Regions from separate parts of the Homo sapiens genome. Here region 1 is linked to region 2. A link is an interaction called in ENCODE POLR2A ChIA-PET data of the cell type or tissue named here. Cell type or tissue: MCF 10A. All regions are shown on one strand. Each heading gives the region's core, and the rest is flanking DNA. Links, peaks and the distances in the headings are about the cores only. Region 1 overlaps TSPAN9 (tetraspanin 9). Region 2 overlaps TSPAN9 (tetraspanin 9).

Region 1 (11,391 bases), core at 1,645-9,644, 100 kb before region 2:
ATCCACCCGCCTTGGCCTCCCAAGGTGCTGGGATTACCGGCTTCAGCCACTGCACTCAGCTGCATTACCTTTTTTACTCACATTGATTATTTTTATCTCACCATGAGGAGGCTGAGCTGTAAAGAGGTAATTTCCTCAAGGTTACAAATCGAGGACAGGTCGCCTTTACATTTTCTTTAGGTGTTTTGTGTTTGTATTTAGTCTGTGAATATTTATTGTCTAGGAATTTATCCGTTTCTTCTAGGTTTTTCAATTTATTGGCATCTAGTTGCTATTAGTAGTCTCTAATGAGCCTCTGAATTTCTGTGGTATCAATTGTAATGTTCCTTTTTTTTTTTTTTTTTGAGATGGAGTTTCACTCTTGTTGCCCAGGATGGAGTACAATGGCACGATCTCGGCTCACTGCAACCTTGCCTCCTGGGTTCAAGCAATTCTCCTGCCTCAGCCTCCTTAGTAGCTGGGATTACAGGCATGCACCACCATGCCCGGCTAATTTTGTAGTTTTAGTAGAGACGGGGTTTCTCCATGTTGGTCAGGCTGGTCGCAAACTCCCAACCTCAGGTGATCCTCCTGCCTCAGCCTCCCAAAGTGCTGGGATTACAGGCATAAGCCACCGCGCCTGGCCTGTAATGTTCCATTTTTATCTCTGATTTTATTTATTTGGGTCTTCTTTTTTTTTCCTTAGTCTGGTTAAAAGTTTGTCAATTTTGTTTTTTTCTAGAATTAAATTATTTCTCTTTTTATTTAAAAAATTTTTGTAAAACTGATTTTGTTTCATTGATCTTTTACATATATATTTTTTATTCTCAATCTCATTTATTTTTGCTTTTTTTTTTTTTTTTTTTGGAGACAGAGTCTCACTCTGTCACCCAGGCTGGAGTGCAGTGAGTGGTATGACCATAGCTCACTGCAGCCTCGACCTCTTGGGCTCAAGTGATCCTCCCATTTCAGACTCCCCCGTAGCTGGGGCTATAGGCACATGCCACCACACCTAGCTAATTTTTAATTTTTTTGTAGAGATAAGGTTTAACTGTTGCCCAGGTTGGTCTCGAACTCCTGGCTCCTGCAATTCTCCTGCCTTGGCCTCCTACTCCTAAAGTGTGGATATTATAGGAATACACCATTGTGCCCAGCCTGTTTCCAGAAATTCTTACATTTCCTTCTTAACTTCTATATTGACCCACTGATTGTTCAGGAGCTATTCGATGAATATTTATTGAGAGCTAACTCTATGTCAGGTCATAGTGCTGGGAATACAGCAGTGAGAAAAACGAAGTTACCGCCCTCATAAGCTTACATTCTAATGTAAGAGCCCATCAAGGGAATACATGTCTGTTGGGTAGCGGGAAGTGTGGTGGAGAAAGGGATGGGGTAAAGGCCTAGGGGCTGTAAAAGAGGGCATGTGTGGTGGGGAGGGAGAGCATCTCCAGTCAGTCACATCTGATGGACCCTGCAAAGGATGGAGAGAGCATCCTGGTGGATGCCTGGGGAGGCTCATTCCAGGCACTGGGAACACAAGTGCAATTATGTTTGAGTAGTGGGACCCGGCTCTGATCAGGTCCTGAGGCCATGATGAGAAATTGGGCTTGTTTCTTCAACTTGCTCTTTCCTGTTGAAGTCAAAAGATGGCTTCTTTCTTATTTTGTGTCCTGTACTATATTGGGTAAATAAAGTGATGTGTACTTTGTTAAGTGATCAATAGATACTTTTTTGGTTGATGAACTCTTCCATCTTCTATCATCTTAGGCTGCCTGGTGTGGGGTTGTACTAGGTGTATCCGATGGTTCTCAGTCCCCTTCCCACATTCTCCAGTGACACAGACCTGGAGCTGTGAACCCCGGGAGACCCTCAGGGGTGTGCCAGTTCGAGAGTGCCAGCTGCCATGCATGCCCTGCCCTTCACTCTGCCCTGCAGCCTCAGTGTCCTTTTACTCTTCTATTGGGCCTTGCGCCCTCCCTCTTTGAGGTTTTGCAAATGTGGCTCCCTCCATGTCCCCAGGTCCAGAGGCAAGTCCTTCTGCAGGGACGCTGTCTTTGACCCTTGGCCTGGGCAGGTCCCCTTGTTCCACGTGCTCACTGGGCAGTAGGTTCTTCCCCTCCCAGCAGCATTTCCCCCCATTTATCATTGTGTACTCACTTGTGTGATCCTCAGACCCTGACTGTCATCCTCAGTGGGCCATAAACCCCACGAGGACTTAATCATCCCTTCTCCTCTCCTGCATCTCTGACATCTAGCTCTGTGATCAGCCAGTTTCATCTGTCAAGGACCTGACTGTAAACATGTTAGGCTTTGCAGACCATATGGTCTCTGCTGCAGCTTCTCAACCCTGTCCTTGCAGCATAGAAGTGGCTGCAGACACTACGTAAATGAATGCAGCTGTGTTCCAAAAAATGTATTTACGGACATTGAAATTTAAATTTCATGTCATTTCCACACCATGAATATTCTGCTTTTGATTTTTTTTCAACCTTATAAAGTATAGAAACCATTTCTAGCAGGCAGGCCATACAGAGACAGGCGATGGGCTGTATTTGGCCCACAGACTGTAGTTTGCTGACTCCTCATGTAGGGCAGTGCGTGGTGTATAGCATGTGTTTAATGAGTTTGTTGAGTGAGTGAATGACACCTTAGACACTGGCAGGAGGTGGTGAATTTGTGGGGTGCTGTCTTTCTCATTAACACCATAATCGCTCTCCTTCATCAGATTCCCTGCAGTCTGGCCAGGCATGGTGGCTCACACCCAGCACTTTGGGAGGCTGAGGCGGGTGGATCACCTGAGGCCAGGAGTTCGAGACCAGCCTGGCCAATGTGGTGAAACCCCACCTCTACTAAAAATACAAAGATTAGCCAGGCATGATGGTGGGTGCCTATAAGCCCAGCTACTCCTGAGGCTGAGGCAGGAGAATCGCTTGAACCCAGGAGGTGGAGGTTGCAGTGAACCGAGGTTGCGCCATTGCATTCCAGCCTGGGTGACAGAGTGAGGCTCCATCTCAAAAAAAAAAAAAAAAAAAGATTCCCTGTAATCTGATAACATTAAGGAAGAAGGCCAACAGGTTTGTTTTATTGAGATGTTACTCACATACCATAGAGTTTGTCTATCTGAAGAGGACAGTTCAGTGGTTTTTACTATATTCTCAGCGTGTGACCATCAGCACTGTCAATTTTAGAACCTTTTTATCACCCCCAAAAGAAACTCCATTAGCAATCACTCCCATGCCCCCCTTCCCTGCCCCCAGTTTTTCTCCCTGTCTGAGTCAACCATTAATGTATCTTTTGTCTCCATGATTTACCTACCCTGGACATTCATATGAATGGAATTATACAATATGTGGTCTTCTGTGACTGACTTCTTCCACTTAGCATAAGGTTTTCAGGGTTCATCTGTGTTGTAGCACGTGTCAGAATTCCATTCCTTTTTAGGGCTCAGTAATATTCCAGCATACGGACAGACCACATTTTGTTTATCTGTACCCATTCGTCATTGACTGACTTGTGAGTTATTACCACCTTTTCTGGCTTAGACATAATGTGGCTGTGAAGTTCATGTGCCATGCTTTTGTGTGGCCATATGTTTTCAGTTCTCTTGGGCAAATACCTGGGAGTGGAATTGCAGGTGGTCTTAGCTCAGGCTGCTGTATATCACAAAGTCCCACAGACTGGGTGGCTTATAAACAATAGGCATTTATTTATCCCAGTTCTGGAGGCTGGGGGTCCCAGATCGGGGTGCCAGCATGGTCAGGTGCTGGTGAAGCCCTCTTCTGGGTTCTAAACTTATATCCTTATGCAGTGGAAACAGGGCAAGAGAGCTCTCTGAGGTCCCTTTTAATTAGGGCACAATCCCATTCCTGAAGTCTCCATCTTCATGACCTAATCACCTCCCAAAGGCCCCACCTGCTAATACCATCACCTTGGGGCCCAGGATTTCAACATGAGAATATTTTGGGGACACAAATATTCAGTCTGTAGCACTGGGTCATACGATAACTGTGTGTTGAACTGTTTAAAGACTTCCAGACTGTTTTCCAAAGCAGCTGTACCGTTTTACATTCCCACTAGAAGTGTGTGAGGACTCCAGTTTCTCCACATCCTTGCAGACAACCTTTATTTTTATTTTTTTAACAACCCTTTTTACTGTCTGTCTTTTTGACTGGCTAACTACTTCTTAAGCGGACACATTTCTGATTGCAAGACAGTGGGCTGAACTTGATCATTTAGATAAAAGTTTCGCTATTTTCTTTTGTAAAAGCAATGTATGTTTATTGAGCATTCTGGGAAAACAACTTGATCCCTGCTAGTGATGTCCCTGTTGCATTTGATCACAGCCTGCCAACTCTTTAACAGGTCTCTCAAGACCAAGGCTGCTGCCCCTATAAGCTGCATAGCAGATCAGGATGCAGGCCCTGGGGCTTCAGACTGGGGTTCACAAACAAGTTCTGCTGCTGCCTGGACATTTGACCTTAGCAAGCTGCGAATCCTCTCTGAGTCACAGTTTTCTCATTGGTAAAAGGGATGTTTTTGGGTACCTACCATGTGATGACAGGCATCGTACTTGTCTTACTAGGTTCTGATGAAGATGAAACACGGCAATGCTTGTGAAGTGCTGGGGATAATGCACTTCCTGAGCACTTAGAATAAACGATACTCAAAACCGAGAAAGAGCCCTCCGTCCTGAGGTCACGCAGCTCGGCAGGGCTTGTGATTGTTGTAAGGTAAAGAGAGGCCCTTGGAGGAGGAAGGGTCCCCGTAGGTCACCCTCACACTGGATTCCCGTCATGTGGCCAGCATTTGCTTGGCTGTTTCTGCTGATGAGAACTGCCCCCTGCTGCTGCACAGCTCAGGTTTTCAGCCCTGCCTTTCCGGAGCCATCCTTTGGCCGTGCCTCTGCCGTCAGAGCCCGGGAGCGCGCGCCTGCCCTGTCGTCCGCATGACAACCTGGGAGTATTTGACAACAGAACCCCTCTGTCTCTTCTCCAGTTCCATCAGCTGTTTCTCAGATAACTTCATTTCTAAACCCCACTACCTCTGTGGCCGCCCTTGGACGCATTCTGGCTTGGTGGTTGTTTGTTGTTTCCTGGACTCATCCTCAGCCCGAGGTGGCTCTGAGGGGTAGAGGGACATCCCCATAGGGGACAGACACAAACTGAGTGTCAGAAGAGTTATTAAGCCTTTCAGGGTGACAGATCTTCACCTTTACAAGCAGGATGGCTTTAGGAAAGGAAGTAGTCGAGCAGGATAGATAGTCTCATTCTAAATTATGGAAAACATAAAATTCCAGCTAAGGCCTGTCCCCATTTCCCCTCCTGTTTTCCAGGCTGTCTTGGGTGGCTGCACAGACGGTTCCTCGTCATCCAGGTTTCCTGATGGGTGTTGCAAGGGTGACCCATTCTGCTGGAAGGGCTTGTGATGGGAGGGTTTTGAGTTTTCCTGCCGTCATTTCCTATCCTGATAGGGCAGAGTCGGTGGTACATTTTTTGGACTCTGTTTTATAAGCTGCAGGAGGGAGATTGTGGCGAGTGGCTCATTAATAAAAGCACTTCAGCAGAAACAGAACAAGGGGAGGGGAGAGGAAGTGGTGGGACTATTTGCCCGATTTTTGTATCCTAGGGCCTGTCTCTTCCGTTGGTGGGAGAAATCCAAGTGCTTAGCGGTCCCTCTGCTGCTGCCCGTGGGGTAAAAACCTCATCATTTTGTAAAGAGGGGCAGCCTGGAAACCCACCGTGGGCCCAGCTCTGCCCCGGGGCAGGCAGCACACATTCTGGGTATCTCCCACTTCCTCAGGCTGAGTTTTGGAAAGGCCATCCCTAATTTCTTTGTAATTGTGCTCCAGGCTGATTTACATAACTTTATTTTTCTGTGGTTAGTTACTCATTCAGAAATTCTCCTGTCCATCTGTTCTTCTGGGAACCTGAGACTATGGGAACAGCACATCCCAGGAGAATTCTGGCCTGATTTAGGGGGTTGGAGCAGTTGTCCAATCCCCTGAGCAGATCCAGGTCCCGGACCCCTCCAGCGAGAGGAAGCACCTTGGGAGGCAGTGGCTGCTGGTCCTGGGACCTGCGGAGCTGTCACCTCAGGGCTGGGAGGTGAAGGGAATGGCCTGAAGGTGGAGGAGGCATGTGTGGTAAGAGGCAGTGCAGGGAGGTGGTTAGTGCCCCATGCCAGGTTCCCCTCCTGGGCCTGCCACTCTCCAGTTATGTGACATGGGAAGCTATTTAAGACTCTTTTTCTCGCCTGTGAAGTGGGGATTATAAAGGCTCTAGTTCACAAGGTTATTCAAATGTGAAGTGAGTTGATACGTGAAGCATGTAGAACCCCCCCGGCATGTAGAAAATCCTCATCCTCATTTCCAGCACTAACAGCTGCATTATCACATTTACCTGATTCCGCACCGCCCCTGCACCCGCCGTTTTTTTTTTTTTTTTTTTTTTTTGAGATGGAGTCTTGCTCTGTTGCCCAGGCTGGAGTGCAGTGGCATGATCCTGGCTCGTGCAACCTCTGCCTCCTGGATTCAAGTGATTCTCCTGCCTCCGCCTCCCGAGTAGCTGGGATGACAGGCACCCACCATCATGCCCGGCTAATTTTTGTATTTTTGTAGAGACGGGGTTTTACCATGTTGGCCAAGCTGGTCTCGAACCCCTGACCTCAGATGATCCGACCGCCTTGGCCTCCCAAAGTGTTGGGATTACAGGCATGAGCCACCGCTCCTGGCCAGACCCCTCTCTGCTCTTTTTTTTAATGGAACAGGGATACTTATTTTATATTTATTGACAAACATGGGGAAACATTCCTCTCAGCTCAGCCCCACTGCACCTGCAGCCCTTGGCCTCCTTGGCACTCCCTCCCTGCAGCTGTGCCCAGTGGGTCTCTCCCACTCCCAGCCATGGTGTGAATTGGGCTTATGCTGACTGCCAGGTAGCAGCAGCCTAATTTCTCTGCCTAGTTTCATCATCTGTGACCTGTGGAAAACATTTACGCCTCCTTTTCTTCCCTCCGGCCCCTCCAGAGATGTGATGAGGGTCAGGTGACATGTTAAGCCTGGCACGCAGGTTGCAAAGACAGGCAGGACTTCGGTGGACAGTGTGGGAGAGCTGTGGGCGCAGGACCGAGATCGCCCTGTCCACAGGGACCCTGGAGTATGGATGGAGTAGGGTGAAAATGGAGCTTAGCACCGCCTTTGGGACACTATCAGCAGATGCAACCCCTTGGGCTGTACCCCCGACAGCGAAGGTAGGGGAATGTTGTTTAGAAAGTCAGTCCACAAATGGGTATTCTCCAAGCTGGTTCCCTGACCCCACACTGGACAAGCTGCTATGCTCTCTGCCCTCAGGATGCTTATAAAGTGGCCAAGGGTGGATAAGATACCAGGAGGGAAGTCTCAGTGGTTTGAATAACCAGCAGTTCCTGCTTTACCTTTGATGCATCAGGTGCTGCACTAGACATCTACTTATAGGTGAGAAAAACAAGGCTCGGGGGGTTCACTGACTCCCCAGGGTCATCCAGTTTGGATGCCAGAAAAGGGATGTAAACTCAAATCTGGGGCATTCCAAAGTCCGTGTTCTTTCCAGGTGGGGAAACTTGGGTCTGAGCTTCGCCAGGCCTGCTGGGACTCCCAGATCAGCCCCTGCCTTCCAGGAGCTCCGTTGTGAAATGCCCTTGCCCGTGTGATGTTTGTGTGTGCTTTTTTCTGCAGGAAGTCTTGGCCTTCTCTCCCTCCCCATCCTCTCAGCCCGTCCTGCCCCTGCCCGGAGGGCTGTGTGCTTCACTGGAGGGCCTCTCTGCTGTGAATGCACCCCCGCTCCTCTCCACTGACCACATCCTGTGCACCCCGCTTCTCCCTTCTTTCAGGTCACCTCCTTTGATTTGGGGAAGGGAGTGAGCCATTGGCAGGTGAGAGAAACCTGTGCTGAAAGGTGTGGGTGACTTTGGGCTTTTGCTCCTGTGGGGAGGTGTTGGCTCTTCCCAGGTGAGAATATGCCCTAGCCCAGGTTGGGCTAGGGCAGGAGGGGAAGTACGGTGCCCTGTCACTCAAAGGGCACGGGCCTGGCCGCCAGCGCCCCGGAGTCTGGTGTTGCTCCACATGGGCTGGCTGTGTGACCATGTGCACGTCACTCTGCTTTCTGGGCCTGGGTGCCTCTCTGTAGCGCAAGGAGTTCGTGCCAGATGATCCTGGAGGTCCTTTCAGCCCAGCAGTTCCGCGGTTTCAGATGCCTGCTTGGGAAATTCATTGCCCACTCGTTCCCTCTTCCTTTCCTCTGTTGCCTCTTTAAAATGAAGGTTTACTTTTCAGCTGGTGTTAATTGGAAAGCTTTAATGTATGCTTTGGAATGAGTGGGAGGAATTCCAAGGCCATAACTCCCTGAGCCCTCAAGCGTGGAAAGTTTTTTAGTAAGAACGAGTTCGAACAGGATCTTGGGGGCCTGGGGACAGGACACAACCTTGGCGTGCTCATTCACCTCAGGGAACACAGCTGGCTCTTTGGAACCTGGCTGATTAAACCTGGCAGGACCTGGGTGACAGAAACCCAGCAGGGCCAGAGCTCCTCTGTCTGGGGACCCTTGTGCCACCAGCAGCCACAGCCTTCCCCTGGAGCCTGCTCTCCCCACTCCTGTGCCAGCCCGTCACTCTCTCTTCCCCAGCTGTGCCAGCCCTCACTCTGGCCCTGCCCCAAATACACGTCATGTCCCTCTGGCTTGCCTTCTTTAGCTCAGCCCTTCCCTGTCCCCTCCTCATCTCTCTACCTATTGATGTCACCTCTTTCCTTTTATGCCCAGCGTTTCCTTTCCACTAGCCCAGGTTGGGCTAGGGCAGGAAGTTGAGCTTGGCACGGGCCTGGGCCAGGGACCACATACAGTGTAAACTGGACTGTGGGGCTGGGAGGGCTAGGGGAGCATTGCCGCTGATCAGTCAGTCAGTTAATGTTGACCAAGCCCCCATCACCTGCCCGAGGTGAGGCCGAGCTCTTCCAGTGAATGAAAAAGATGTACACACAGCACTTCCCTTGGGGGAGCTACCCATAATGGGGTAGACCAGCCCCCAGGAGGGACCCTTACGGAGTGGTGGGTGATAAACTGCTTCTGTAAGTCAGAGAGGCGGCTTGGGCCTTCAGAACTCAGGTGGGAGTCAGTAGGCCTGGGTCCAGCCTGCCACTGGCCACTGGCTCCTTTGCAGGTTGTGGCTCAGTCACAGGACCTGTCTGAGTTTCATCTTGTGGAATGAGAAGGTTGGGGTGGGTCTTCCTGAAGTCCCTTCCAACTCTGCATAGTTAATAGTCACCATTTATCAAGTGCTTTCTGTGTGTCAGGCGGTGTGAAATGCTTGACAGACCTAATCCCATCTCATTCTCCCAGAGCGAGGCTCTTTTATTTGCCCTCATTTTGCAGATCTCAGGCTTAGAGCTGAGGTTGCAATCCAGTGGCCTCTAGGTCTGATCCAGGCCACAGATGCGTTTTGTTTGGGCGCAGCTGACATACTGGAGAGATTTTTCAAAACAGGGGATGTTGGCTTTTTTTTTTTTTTTTTTTTTTTTTGAGACAGGTTCTTGCTCTGTTGCCCAGGCCAGAGTGCAGTGGTGTGATCACAGCTCATTACAGCCTCGACCTCCCAAACTCAAGTGATCCTCCCACCTCAGCCTCCTGAGTAGCTGGGACCACAGGCACATGCCACCATATCTGGCTAATTAAAACTTTTTTTTTTTTTTTTTTTTTTTTTGTAGAGACAAGGCCTCACTATGTTTTCCAGGCTGGTCTCAAACTCCTGAGCTCAAGTGATCCTCCTGCCTTGGCCTCCCAAAGTGCTAGGGTTATAGATATGAGCCACTGCACCTGGCTGATGTTGGCTTTTTAAAGTTGGAAGGTCTAGTTACACTGAGCCTGTGCTGCCCGGTGGCAACAATTGGCTGGATCTGGCTCTCAGGCACCACCTCCACATGGGGCTGTGCTTTCCTGACCCCTCAGTCTTGACACAGTACTGGGACTTGCCCTTGTACACAGTAACTTCATGAATTTATGTTTTCCACCTTGTAGGTACTTGAGTTTGCAAACCTTGACTGAAGGCTGTGATGTTATACTGTATCAGTCACACAGCTACTGTTAGGGACAGTGTTCCAGCTTGAGTCTGTCTGACTTTAAACTGTGAACCATCCTGCTGTTTTTCTGAGTTCTCCCCTCCCCTCCCCTCGTTTTTTGTCTTAAAAAGAGATAGAGTTGGCCGGGCGCGTGGCTCACGCCTGTAATCCCAGCACTTTGGGAGGCCGAGGCAGGCAGATCACGAGGTCAGGAGATCGAGACCATCCTAGCTAACACAGTGAAACCCCATTTCTACTAAAAATACAAAAATTAGCCGGGTGTGGTGGTGGGTGCCTGTAGTCCTAGCTACTCAGGAGGCTGAGGCAGGAGAATGGCGTGAACCCGGGAGGTGGAGCTTGCAGTGAGCCTGCACTCCAGCCTGGGCGACAGAGTGAGACTCTATCTCAAAAAAAAAAAGGAGATAGAGTCTTGCTCTGTCACCCAGGCTGGTGTGCAGTAGCACAATCATAGCTCACTGCAGCGTTGATCGGCTGAGTAGCTAGGACTTCAGGCACACACCACCATGCTTGGCAAATTAAAATTTTTTTTGTTTGTATGTTGTCCAGGCTGGTCTCAAACTGGTCTCCTTCTGTCTTGGCCTCCTAAAGTGCTGGGATTACAGGTGTGAGATACCACACCTGGCCCTGAGTTATTTCTAAATCCTAGCAGGGATTTTGAATCTTTTGTCTGAGCCTAGGAGACCATAGATAAGGAAGTTGGCAAGAACCCCTCTTAACAGAGAGGTTTGAGTCCCCGCATCTGTCTGAATGTGCTCCTGCAGGGAGGTGGCGTCCACTTTTGGATGTTGCTCATGTTTTAGTCCAGAGAAAAACTGTCCTCTTGCTACACAGTATGTCCTTTCTGAATTAATTAAATGTCATTGTTTTTTCTCTACCACTTGTTTTCCTACACCTTGGTTTCTATTTACTGGCAGGTTGAAAGCAGGTGACCCCGCCTCCTTGCCCCTAGGAGGGCTGCCAAAATGCCAAACAGAGAGCTTGCGTTTTGCCCCAGGCACTTGGAGGCAGGAAACAGGGATGTCTGTTTGGACAGTGGATGCTTCAGGGTTGGTCAGGGGTCCCTGGGGGAGAGGCAGGCAGGATGCTAGGCCTCCCAAACAGGGAGGCGGCCCCACAGGGAGCCCTGGTGGAGCTTGAGGCTTCCTGCATTTAGTGTTGGTCTGTCCAGCTGTTTCCTCCTGATAGAGTGGCTGGACAATGCCACAGTGACTCAACTCCAGCCCCGTCGACGAACAACAGGAGATTTGTCCAGGGTTAGCTCGGGAGTGGCGTCTGCATCCCTCACCTGCATCCAAGCTGCTAGTTGG
Region 2 (11,391 bases), core at 1,955-9,954:
GGAAAGCAAAATTGCTGTCTTTGTATTTCTTTCTTTTATTTTTTGAGATATAATCTTTCTCCGTCACCCAGGCTGGAGTGCAGTGGCATGATCTCAGCTCATCGGAACCTCTGCCTCCCAGGTTCAAGCAATTCTTATGCCTCAGCCTCCCGAGTAGCTGGGATTACAGGTGTGTGCCACCATGCCTGGCTAATTTTTGTATTTTTAGTAGAGATGGGGCTTCGCTATGTTGCCCAGGCTGGTCTCGAACTTCTGACCTCGTGATCTGCCAGCCTCGGCCTCCCAAAGTGCTGGGATTACAGGCGTGAGCCACCATGACCGGCTTATCTTTATATTTCTATTCATGAATATGAATAGTATTCTACTTATCTATTTCTATTCATGAACATGGTATATTTCACCATACATTAGGTCTTCTTTAATGTTTTTCTGTAAAGTTTCATGAAGGTTTTATACATCTTATGTTATATAGAGACTTCTTTTTATATATTTTTTAAATTTTTAAATTTTTTGTAGAAACAGGGTCTCCCTGTGTTGTCCAGGCTGGTCTTGAACTCCTGGCCTTAAGCAATCCTGCCTTGGCTTCCAAAGTGCTGCGATTACAGGTGTGAGCCACTGCATCTAGCCTAGAGACTTCTGATCTTCCATGCTTTGCCACCCTCCCCCAGGGTTCAGCTGAGCTCTTGTGCACACGCACTGCAGACCTGATGAGGGAATGGGGCACCCAGAGGTGAGAGGATGGAGGAGCCCGCTAGCCAGCTAGTCTTCTAGTGGGTGCAGGTCAGGGGTGAGCACCAGGTATGGTGCTCAGTGCTCTTGCCTAGCAAGGGGGGCCTAGTGTCTGTGTTCATGTCCCGCACCTGCCATCTGTCTTCTGATCAGAACAGGGTTTGTAGAGGAGGCAGGCTCTCCAGGGACTATGAGAAGGGTGAAAAGGAGAGGGCTCGAGGATCTGGAGGATGGAAGATGTACAACGTGGGAGGATGCCTATCCGGTGAAGGGATTGTGGACAAGCAGAGGGAGTGGGGAGGGTGGAGAAGGAGAAGGCAGGAAAAACATGGTGATATTGGAAGCCAGAGAAAGGGGCTAATGCAAAGGGTGTCAAACAGATCTGTGGAGCGCTAGGAATTGCTTGGGTACAGCGGTGTGCTGGTTGCAGAAGACCCCTTTTAGCAATGGCACTTTGGATCATGCGGGGAAGGGCATTAAAGAACGCCAGGTGGAGGAAGGTCTGGAGGACATGGGACTGTGGCTGGGCGGGCAACCTGGGGAGTCTGTCTGCAGGGGTCTCTAAGCAAACGGCAGTTGCTGGCGGTGAGGATCCTGTGCCTTCTGTTCTCTGTACAGTGAGGGCGGGTGTGTTCTGAAGCCTCACTCTGCCCCCTGCCCTCTCAAGGGGGGCTTCCCCCGCTTGTTGGCAAGAGCTCATTGGACCCAAATCAGAGCGACAGCTTGTCAGGCCGATAAGCCTGGGCTCTGGGCAGGAGCTCTTTATGTCTGAGCCATTTAGGACACTCATCGTGACCAGTCCCTGGGGCTCAGAGGCCTGGTTGGGGAGGAGGTTCAGGGACCCTCAGGAGAGAGCAAGGGTGGAGGGAGGAATGCTGATGTGGTACTGAGTGCACGAGGTGCTCACTTTGTTCCCATTTATGGCAGCTAAAGAGAGCTGCAGCGAAGCCCCCCTCCCCCTTCCAGCCCCCCTTCACCTGTCCCTTTCTCAGCCTGCCTGCTGGGAGGAGGGGAGTCTGAAAAGTGCATATTTCACAAAAGCCACTCCGTAGAGGGCTGTGGGTCTTACTCAGGAGCTGTGGGAGGAATATTGACAAGATTCTCTGCATTGCCGATTAGCTTTCTGTCTTCCCACCTAAATGGAGACTTCTCACAACTTGGGGCAGGGAGGGGCTGGGCTGGGTGGCCACCCAAACAGCCTGCGGGATCCTGGGGTGCCTGGCCATGCATCCTGCATTTCCTCCCCACTCCTACAAATGCAGGTGTGCAGCTCTTCTTGGAAGATGCATGCCAGTTAACTCTCGCTTGTATCTGGGATCAAAGTGGCAGAGTGGAAAAGAGCAGGGAGTTGATCCCAGAGACCTGGGTTCTAGTCCCCGGCATGCTTGCTAACTAGCCGTGTGATCCTGGGCAAACTGCTTCTGTCTCTGGGCCTCAGTTTCCACATCTGGAAAATGATAGACTTGGACCAGCTCATCTCTGAGGTCTCTCTGGGCCCTGACATTCTGTGGTTGTATATGTTTCTTTTGTTCCCTTTGTCTTTTTTAAGGAGCTGATGATTATTGAGATATTTTATCTTCCTTATCCTCATAGTAGCGTCGGTAGAGTGATGGACCACGGATGAGTTTCTTCTGTCTCATAGGTGGTGACACTGAAAGGGGACTGCCTCACCTGGACTACGTGTGTGCTCAGTGTGCTGGAACTCACTGCCTGGACAAAGCTGCCCTAGATTTTGCCATTCCTGGAGCTCACAGGCCTGGAGTGAGCGGCTGCCTGCCGCGGGGCTGGGTCGGGACAGGAGCGCTGGGTTCCAGGGTGGACGAACTCCTGTTGGATTTGCCTCTTCGGACCTCCAGTTCCTTGCTTAGTGGTGGGGGGAGAATCTTCCCTGTTAGCCCATTTCCCACTTCAGGGTAGCAAGAAATGGAAGTCGTTTCTGGGCCTGGGCAGGAGATGGGGCCACAGCCACAGCAGTCAGTTGATTTGAACACGCCCTCCCCCCTGCAGGGGAGGGCCTTCACGCCCTCTAAGCAGGTAATGAGGGGGCGGGCTGCCGTATTAAGCACCCTGGCTACGCTGGGGAGAAGCTCTGCACCTTGTTTGACACACAGAACTGTCGCGGCTCCTTCCTATTGTTAGAAGCCTTAATTACTATTGTTCCAATTCCTCCCTCCAGCGATCGTCATTAGGAAGAGCGTTCTTGTTTCTTCCTCCTTCCCCCCATCCCCCTGAACACGTCTTCAGGGCTGTTCCCTGGCGCTGCCTGCCTCTCACCCGGCTCTACCCTGTTCACTGTGCCCTTCTACCCAGGGCAGCCCCTGACAGCCCACCTCCCTTATCCCCTGGCCCTGGCCTGCGCTCCCACCTGCTACCTCTTTAGGAAACAAACACATACCCTTCCCACCCCCATCCCCAAGTCTCCCCATTAAAACTCATGGCTCAAAGCCAGGGATGCTTTACCTTGTGTGTGGATTCAAGAACCTGTCCTACCCGCTTCTCTGGTGGTTGTGAGAATCCAAACCAAGAGAAGGGTGGTGCCTTAAACTGGAAAGTACTGCACACATTTAGGGGGTGTCCGTGCACCAGCGCCGCAGGCCATAGCTGGCTGGGGGAAGGCTTGGGCTACCCTGCTGCTCTGCCATTGACTCCCTGGGAGGATCTTTGACTTCAGCTTCTCCTCGGTAAGGTGGGAATCAAATCTTAATCAAACTTGCCTGGCCAACCTGGGAGCCTTGTCAGTGGGCTGCAATGGGATGGTGATCCTGAAAGTACTCTGAGGCCTAGGAAGGGTTCTGCTGATTGGAATCAGGATCGCCAGCTTATTTTTCTTTTCATGACTTCCTGTTGTTCTCTGTATCTATTTCCATCCCATCTCTCAGCCTTCCTAGAGGGCCCTAAAGCTGTGCAATGATTTGTTCCCTGGGGAATTTCTCCACCAGGCAGCCCCAAGTCATGTTGCTGGCTCCTGCAGTTGCCTGCTGAGGCACCCCAGCGTCTGACACCTGGGGAACCCCACTTGTGGGCTGTCTGGGAAGTGTGGGGGTGGGAGGGGCCCCTCATTTCCCTCCAGCTGCCATTTGCTGCTCTCTCCAGGCTCCGTGGTGGGCCCGGCACAGCCTGTATCGGAGTGGAGAACGTAGGTTGGTCCAGAGCACGTTCCACCGGGACCTCTCCGTCTGGAGCCTGTATCAGAGTGGAGAACGTAGGTTGGTCCAGAGCACGTTCCACCGGGACCTCTCTGTCTGGCTTGCTCAGGCTCATTTCTTCTGTCTGGGGACTTACGGGGATGAGCATGAAAACCTGTGCATCCTGGAATCACAGGGACACGGCTCCATGTTCCCAGCGGTTGATCCATTATCCCTGGTCGCCCTGCTTCCTTCTCAGTCGCTCTGGCCTCTGCTCCCTCCTGGAGTCCTGGGCTGGGAAGTAACCTCAGTCCATGCTCAGAGCCACCCCATCCCCACCCCACCCCCACCCCAGCCCTGGGGCCCTCTGGGAGCTGGGGAGTCTGTGCTGTGATTGGCAGGAGTTGGACAGATTTGCTTGCTTGGGCTATCTGCCTGTGGGGCTCTCAGCTGGATCATCCTGCGACTACTGACTAAGCAGCCAGATGGCTTTTGCTGGGACCTTCCAGATGTGGGAGTAGGTTTTGGAGGTGCTCATTCGTGCCCACATGGCCCTGGGTCCACATCTCTTTTGCTCCCCCGAGATGTCCAAGCTCACACTGGGCACTCGCTGGTCAGAGTGGTTGGGGTTCTGGAGGCGGGGCTTGGGAGGATATGGGGAGCTTCTCCAGCATCAAGCCTCCCTTTTACCAGGATTTTCGTACCGTCTCAAAGCACCCAAAGCTCTTCTCAAACACATCTCGTCAGTGGGGAGGCTTATACAGAGAGGGAGATGGGGTGCCTGGTGTCCAGGTCCCACTGGGCACAGGGCCTGCAGGGCTGAGGTGGAACCCACTGGAACCCGGAGTGGCCCTAATGGGCCTGGAAGCCCGTTTGTCACAGGTGTGGTCCGGAGGTGGTTCTGGCTTCCAGATTCAGCCATGTGGATCCCCTAAGGGGTCACCTGCTGCCTTTCTCTGCTTCCCAAAAACGTCCACGTGGGCTTTTTTCTCTGCAGGCACCCTAGGGAGGTGGAACCTCCTTGGCCAAGGCCCTCATCTCTAGCCTTCAGACACAGATCCCCAAGGCCCCTGCTTTGGAGGGCTCTGAGGGCTCCCTGGGTCCTGGTGAAGGTCCAGGCCAGGCCACCACCCCAAGGGCCCACTGTCCTGGGGGAAGCTGAGCCTCCTGAGTAGGCCCCTGAACTGCAGTTGGAGGAAGGGCTGGAGAGGAGATGAGAAGTGGCAGACTGGCTGAGAGACTGCTCAGAGGGCAGCCTGTTGCCCGGCTGTTTAATTTACTGGAGTTATTTTTCCTCATCGTTCCCTTTCTTTGGTGTTCCCAGGCTGCTATTCGTGGCTCTTTCCCTGCTGAGCTCTCTTCACGTCACTGTATTTAGGAGATAACTGAGGAGCTGAGCCTTCCACCTGCCCCTGGGCCTCATGCCCGGACCTTGGATGCCAGGGGCTGAGGTGTAGCATCCTGGGGTCCCTGATGGCAATGTCCCCTGAGTTGGCTGGGGTTGGGCTTAGATCTTGCACTCTACGTGACCGGCAAGGGAGGTGGTCAGAGACACCCTCAGCTTCTCTGACATCTGTCTAGCTATGGAAGTGTCATCTGGAAAGATCCTGCCCAGTGTTGCTGGGAATGAGCCATCCTGCCCAGTGTTGCTGGGAATGAGCCACTCCTTCTCTTCTGTCATGCTGGGTCTGTGATGTCCAGAGGCCCCGTGTCATTGAGGCAGCGGTGAGGGCCCTGTTTGGGCTTGTTCTTGGAGAGGAGGAAGTTGAGTCACCCCAGACCATATTACTCCCTTTCACTTTCCCCAGGGAATTCAGAGACTTTTCCCTTTGGGAGGGGGAGAAGATGACCAGAACCCGCAGGGACTCAACTCCCCTGGCTTCAGCTGTCTGCTGCCTGCATCCCTTCACCCCTTCACCCCTTCACCCCAGCATCTGATCATCTGTCCCTTCCCTGCTTCCAGGCCTTCTCTAGCCTGGTCTGGAAAGTGAGACGTAATATGGGGAAGACAGCACGTGCTCTAGGGATGGGTGAGCTTGCTTCTCGGTGTCACCACTTCCTGTGTGTACAGTACAGAGCAAGGTGCTTAACTTTTAGAACCTTGACCTTCTCATCTATAAAATGGGTTGATGATGAGACTACTTTCTAGATGGGTTCAAGGAGCAACTGAAACACTGTATGAAGAGGTTTCAGGTCATTGTGTGGTGTGTGGCGGGTGTGTTGGGGCCAGCTGAGTTTTGCATGGGATAATGATACCCTCTGGGGTGGCATAGCCATGCTCCTTGGCAGGACAATATGGGATGTGTACAGATTTTGGGTGTGCATGCCTGCGTCCTGTGCTCAGCCCCCATTTTTTCTGTGGGCCCTGGTTTTCTCTAGGCTTTGTTTTGGCTTTCTCTTCAGCAGAATGAGGTGTTCTGTGTCTCCCACCAACCCCAACTTCCTCGGGGCAGGGAGCAAAGGACAGATGGGGAGTGAGCTCACAGCTCTGAGTGCTTTGAGATCACAGCTGAGGTCAGGGAGGAAAGAGGAGGAGGCGTGTTCTCTGCTTTTAGGATGCTCCCTTGAGACTGCATGTTTAAACTAGATTTGAAACCTCTTACTGAGCTCTCAAAAGGACTGCCAGGAGGAGACCTTTGGGGCCTGCAGTGGCCAGACTAGCTAGGGATCTGGTTGGGGCTATGATGGCCAGGACTTCTCACCTGGCCTTCTCAGGCAAGCCTGGGTGGGCCAGGGGTGATGGCGGTAGGAGCGGGCCTGGCTGCCTTCCTGAGGGCCTTGGCAGAGATGGAGTAAAAGATAAAAGTAGGACCTGGGAATGGGGAGGAGGAGAGGAAAAACGCAAAGGGGAAAGGAAGGAGAAGGCACCAGGAAGGCTAGCTACTCTAGCACTGGGGGCTGAGCCCGCTTGGCTGGGTGCCTCGGGCCGCCTCCCTTCCTCTCTGCAGTGATTAAGACATCACCAGCTGCCTGTGTTCTTAGCCCCGCTGGCTCTCCGCTGCCAATAACAAATGCATCTGGCTGGAATCTGGGTCATTAAAAAAAACAACCTGATATTTCTCTTTTTCCTTTACCCCCCGGCAATCCATCCTCTGGAATATAGCTGGAGCCCCCCAAAGAGAGGTCAGAGGTCGCAGAAAACCATGGTGGACATGTCAGCTGTCAGGGCCACTCAGGCAGCCAGCCAGCCACTCTTGCTGGATGTCTGTTTTCTGTTGTGTCTGAGTTGTTGTGAAGTGAAGGCCCCAAATACAGAGCGATGTGCCAGAGACAAGGGCTTACAGGTGGCCCTTCCCACCCGTGGGCGGCCGGGGGAGGCCGGACGGTGTAGTGGCTGTGATGGGGGCTGTGTGTGTAAGCTCGGAGTTGGACAGCCTTGGGTGTCAGTCACTGTTGCCTGTGTGATCTAGCAAGAATGTTCGACCTCTCTAGACTCAGTTTTGTTTCTTTTTGTGAACAATGACAGTGACATGCAACCTGCCCTGTGCGGTTGTTGAGTGGGATGCACAGGGACTGTCCTAGCACAACACTCAAGGAAGGGTGGCCACTGCCTTAGTTTGTCACCATCATTATCCTATCTCTGTTGAGTGGCACCTCCTGCGGGAGCTGTGTTTGCTCAGCCGCAGTACCGACCCCCATCTCCCGGTGTGGGTCGGGCACCTGTCCAAGGCGGACCTTCTGTGAGGATGGAGGGAGGGCGCCTTCACCTCCTGCCTCAGGAGCCAAGAGTCAGCCAGACAGGCAGCTCTCTCAAATGGAGATCCTTTGAAGACTATAAAGATTTGTTTGTACATCTTTCTCTGGGATTTGAGAATATAGATGAGTAGAGAAAAATGGAGGGAAGGTGGAAGGGATGACTTAAAAAGGGAATGATAGGGAGGGGAACATCACACACCCTGGGGCCTGTCGGGGGGTGAGGAGCTAGGGGAGGGATAGCATTAGGAGAAATACCTAATGTAGATGATGGGTGTAGCAAACCACCATGGCACATGTATACCAATGTAACAAACCTGCACATTCTGCACATGTGTCCCAGAACTTAAACTATTAAAAAAAAAAAAAAAAAGGAATGAGGCTGGGTGCTGTGGCCCACGCCGGTAATCCCAGCACTTTGGAAGGCTGCGGCGGGCGGATCACCTGAGGTCAGGAGTTCGAGACTAGCCTGGCCAACGTGGTGAAACCCTGTCTCTACTAAAAATACAAAAAGTAGTGGCGCATGCTTGTAGTCCCAGCTGCTTGGAAGGCTAAGGCAGGAGAATTGCTTGAACCCGGGAGGCGGAAGTTGCAGTGAGCCGAGATCACGCCATTGCACTCCAGCCTGGGTGACAAGAGCGAAACTCTGTCTCAAAAAAAAAAAAAAGGAATGAATCTAGGAAGTTTCTTCAAAGAGACCTTACTAGTAGTTACCTGTAACAGCTACCATTTCTGAAGCTGACACCGTGCTGTGCCGTGGCCCAGGCTCTGAACCTGTGCTACCTTATGTCTGACTGATTCCAAAGACTTCCGTGCTCTTAACCACTATTTTGCCCTTTACTGTCCCAGGCTGGTAACAGACCGAGGTGTCTCACTGGGAGTAAAGCACCCTCAGGGTTAGGCGTGGGTCTAGGGTGCATGGGTGGGCACCCCAGAGGCTGACCGTCACCTTCCTGACTCTCCAGCGGTGCCTGCATAGTCTGCGGCACAGCATAGCTCACAAATATTGGCCGAGATGCTTCTTTGGAGCAGGCAGAGGTGAAGCTTCGTCGATTCTGCTGCACCCGGGCCATTGGCTGGGAGGTGGAGGCATGGGAGAGGTCTGCAGAGGAATCCGATGTTGATATGTTTTCCTGGGACCCACTGGAGGACCCAAGCCCGGAGGCTTAGTCCTGCTGCCCTGGCCTGTGGGGGATGTTACTGGTGTGCTGGGCCGGGGCTGTCTCAAGATAATATGAGACCTGTTTCCTGTGCTGCCGGGGAAGAGTGCACCACACCGCCCAGCACAGAGGGCTCTCGGTGGGAAGGCGGGCCCAAGGAGGGCTGTCATTTCTGGGTTCTTCCGTTCAGAGGACAGGGCCCTTCCTATCTTAGACCTTGGATGAGGAACACATTGGCCTTTCCCTGTGAGGTGGTTCCTGACTCTGGGGCCATCCTTCATCCGTTGCTCTTTTCCAAAGATGCAGAGAGATATTTCCAGTCTCCTTTTATGGCTCGGTGACTGGAGAGCCCTGGAGACTCAGCATCAGGCTGAACTTTTGCAAGCCTGCTGGCTGTTGGTACGGGGAGGAGGGGAGAGAAGCCACAGGGACCGGGAGACTGGGTCGCCACCCTCAGCAGGTGGCCAAGACTTTCCAGGCTGTCCTGACTGGGCAGTCCTCTTGTTGGGACCACACTCTAGGTTTTGCACCCATCCTTTACTGGTCCCTTCCCTTATTCATTTATTCATTCAAATATCTGCTTATACTGGGAAAGACAAAAGCAAGGATGAAACAGTCTTTGCCTTGTCATGGCTAGACTGTGCAACATATTACAACAGTTTATTTTCCATTGAAGATAAGTTATTTTTTATTTAAAATATTTTTCTCTTTTTTTTTTTTTTTTAGATGAAGTCTCATTCTTGTCGCCCAGGCTGGAGTGCAATGGTGTGAATTTGGCTTATTGCAATCTCTGCCCCCCAGGTTCAAGTGATTCTCCTGCCTCAGCCTCCCAAGCAGCTGGGATTACAGGTGCATGCCACCAAGCCCGTCTAATTTTTGTAGTTTTAGTAGAGACAGAGTTTCACCATGTTGGCCAGGCTGGTCTTGAACTCCTGACCTCAGGTGATCCACCTGCCTTGGCCTCCCAAAGTGCTGGGATTATAGGCGTGAGCCACCGTGCTCAGCCTAACAAATTTTTTTTGAGATAGGGTCTCACTCTGTCACCCAGGCTGGAATCCAGTGGCATAATCACAGCTCACTGCAACCTTGAACTCCTGGGCTCAAGTGATACTCCTGCCTCAGTCTCCTAAGTAGCTGGGACTACAGGCATGTACCACCACGCCCAGTGAATTTTTAAATTTTTTGTAGAGATAGGGTCTCCCTGTGTTGCTTAGGCTGGTCTCAAGTAATCCTCCTGCCTTGGCCTTCCAAAGTGCTAGGATGATTGGTATAAGCCACCGTGCCCAGCCTAAAGAGAAGTTTTAAAGATACCTGAGCACCTAATTACAGCTTTCCTTTCGATGTTGTAAACCATGTTGTTTAAGGAACACGGGACAAGAGTGTATTGGAAAGAAAGCGGCCAGCTACCTTAGGTGCTCTGTTATGAATGTATTTCCTTAGACCCACACAGGGTTCTCTAACTGTCTTTTCCTGAAAATTCTTCCAATAAGCATTTATTGAACTTTTACTATGCTCAAGGCACAGGGCTTGGTCCTGCTGGCATGCAGAAGGGGGGGACGTGGCCACAGCTGCCCTGGGAAGAGGGGGGCATGTGGAGGGGATCCCCATTTCCTATACACAGGGCCCTGGCTCCGTCACAGATGAGGCCTGGTTGGTCTTGGGTCCATAACTTGTACTTTCAGAGTCAGGAAGCAGATGCTGGCAGGCTTGGAAACCTCGTCCAGGTTGGACGGTGGTGGTAGCAGAGGGATGAGCAGCAAGTGCTTCCTGGGCATTTATCAGCACACGTCTCCAGGCGTAAGACCTTCTGTCTGCCAGGCTAATGGGCCACCCCTGGCACCCCATGGCACTGCATCTGGATGGATTTACAGGGGTCTTGGCTCTCAGCCTCATCTCTGTTCCTTAAACCCGGCTGCCTCTCTGGATGCTGCCCAGAGGTGACGCTGATCAGATTGTGTGGGGAAGCCTGTGTGATGGATGGCTCATTTTGTGTCCTGGGTCTGCAGCCCACATTCCTGCCAAGAGCATACCTGATGCAGGGCCCTTTCTGCAGTGGTCCTCAAGAAATATTAACTGGTAATGAGGACCAGAGACTGAGGTTCACCCGTGCTGGCTTCTTCAGGTCCTTGTTCTACCATGACTAATAGCCCTCTCCTTAAACCACCCCCCAGGTCCCACCCTGGGATGAAAGACCAGCTGACCCTGATCCTCACAGCAGGTTTGTCCTATGGCGGAGATCCCGAGGGGGCCCTAAGTCACAGCTTTGGCCATCCAGACCCGGGGAGCCATCACTGGAAAGTGCCTATCAGGCTAAGGCAGAGGGGTGGGGTGTGGGCGGGCTGTGCCAGCCCACCGGGCAGGTGAGGGACCTGCAGGAGCCGAGTGCCTGAGCTGTCCTCCCCTGTCTATTAACTCCCCATTAGCATGCATCAGTGCCGTTGCCTCTATCAGTTTGATTTATGCCACTGCGGTTTTGCTTACAAATTAGAAGCCGCTATTGTGCTAGGTCGGCTTTAAAATCGATGCAGAGTAATTGCAGTACATGGGTAGTTGGATGACATTAACATGAGAAATGTGCTGTAGTCGTCATCCTTGGAACAAACACGTCCAATTACAGTGAAATTCTGTGCCCCTTACCCGGCTAATTTGAACACAGCTCACCGCCAAGGCCTCCTCCAGCATGG

The links. Peaks named below come from ENCODE experiments on the same cell type or tissue, not always from the same donor. Only the 100,000 strongest peaks of a DNase experiment are listed, where the experiment ranks them.
Region 1: POLR2A ChIA-PET joins it to region 2 with 7 read pairs; 4 of 35 experiments call an interaction of 5 or more read pairs at or near these places.

What each region holds. Positions count from the first base shown.
Region 1 is chr12:3,111,851-3,123,241 of GRCh38, forward strand. All of the region lies in intron 2 of TSPAN9 (tetraspanin 9), which reads left to right. Among named protein-coding and RNA genes, the nearest start is that of TSPAN9-IT1, 32 kb to the right of the region's middle. In MCF 10A, for the core only: no CTCF peak of the experiment used is centred there; DNase peaks (open chromatin) are centred at 5,401, 5,931, 7,701, 8,201 and 1 weaker place.
Region 2 is chr12:3,211,946-3,223,336 of GRCh38, forward strand. All of the region lies in intron 3 of TSPAN9 (tetraspanin 9), which reads left to right. It also overlaps the pseudogene RPS27P3. Among named protein-coding and RNA genes, the nearest start is that of TSPAN9-IT1, 68 kb to the left of the region's middle. RefSeq lists an enhancer at 2,748-3,287. In MCF 10A, for the core only: no CTCF peak of the experiment used is centred there; DNase peaks (open chromatin) are centred at 5,586 and 6,786.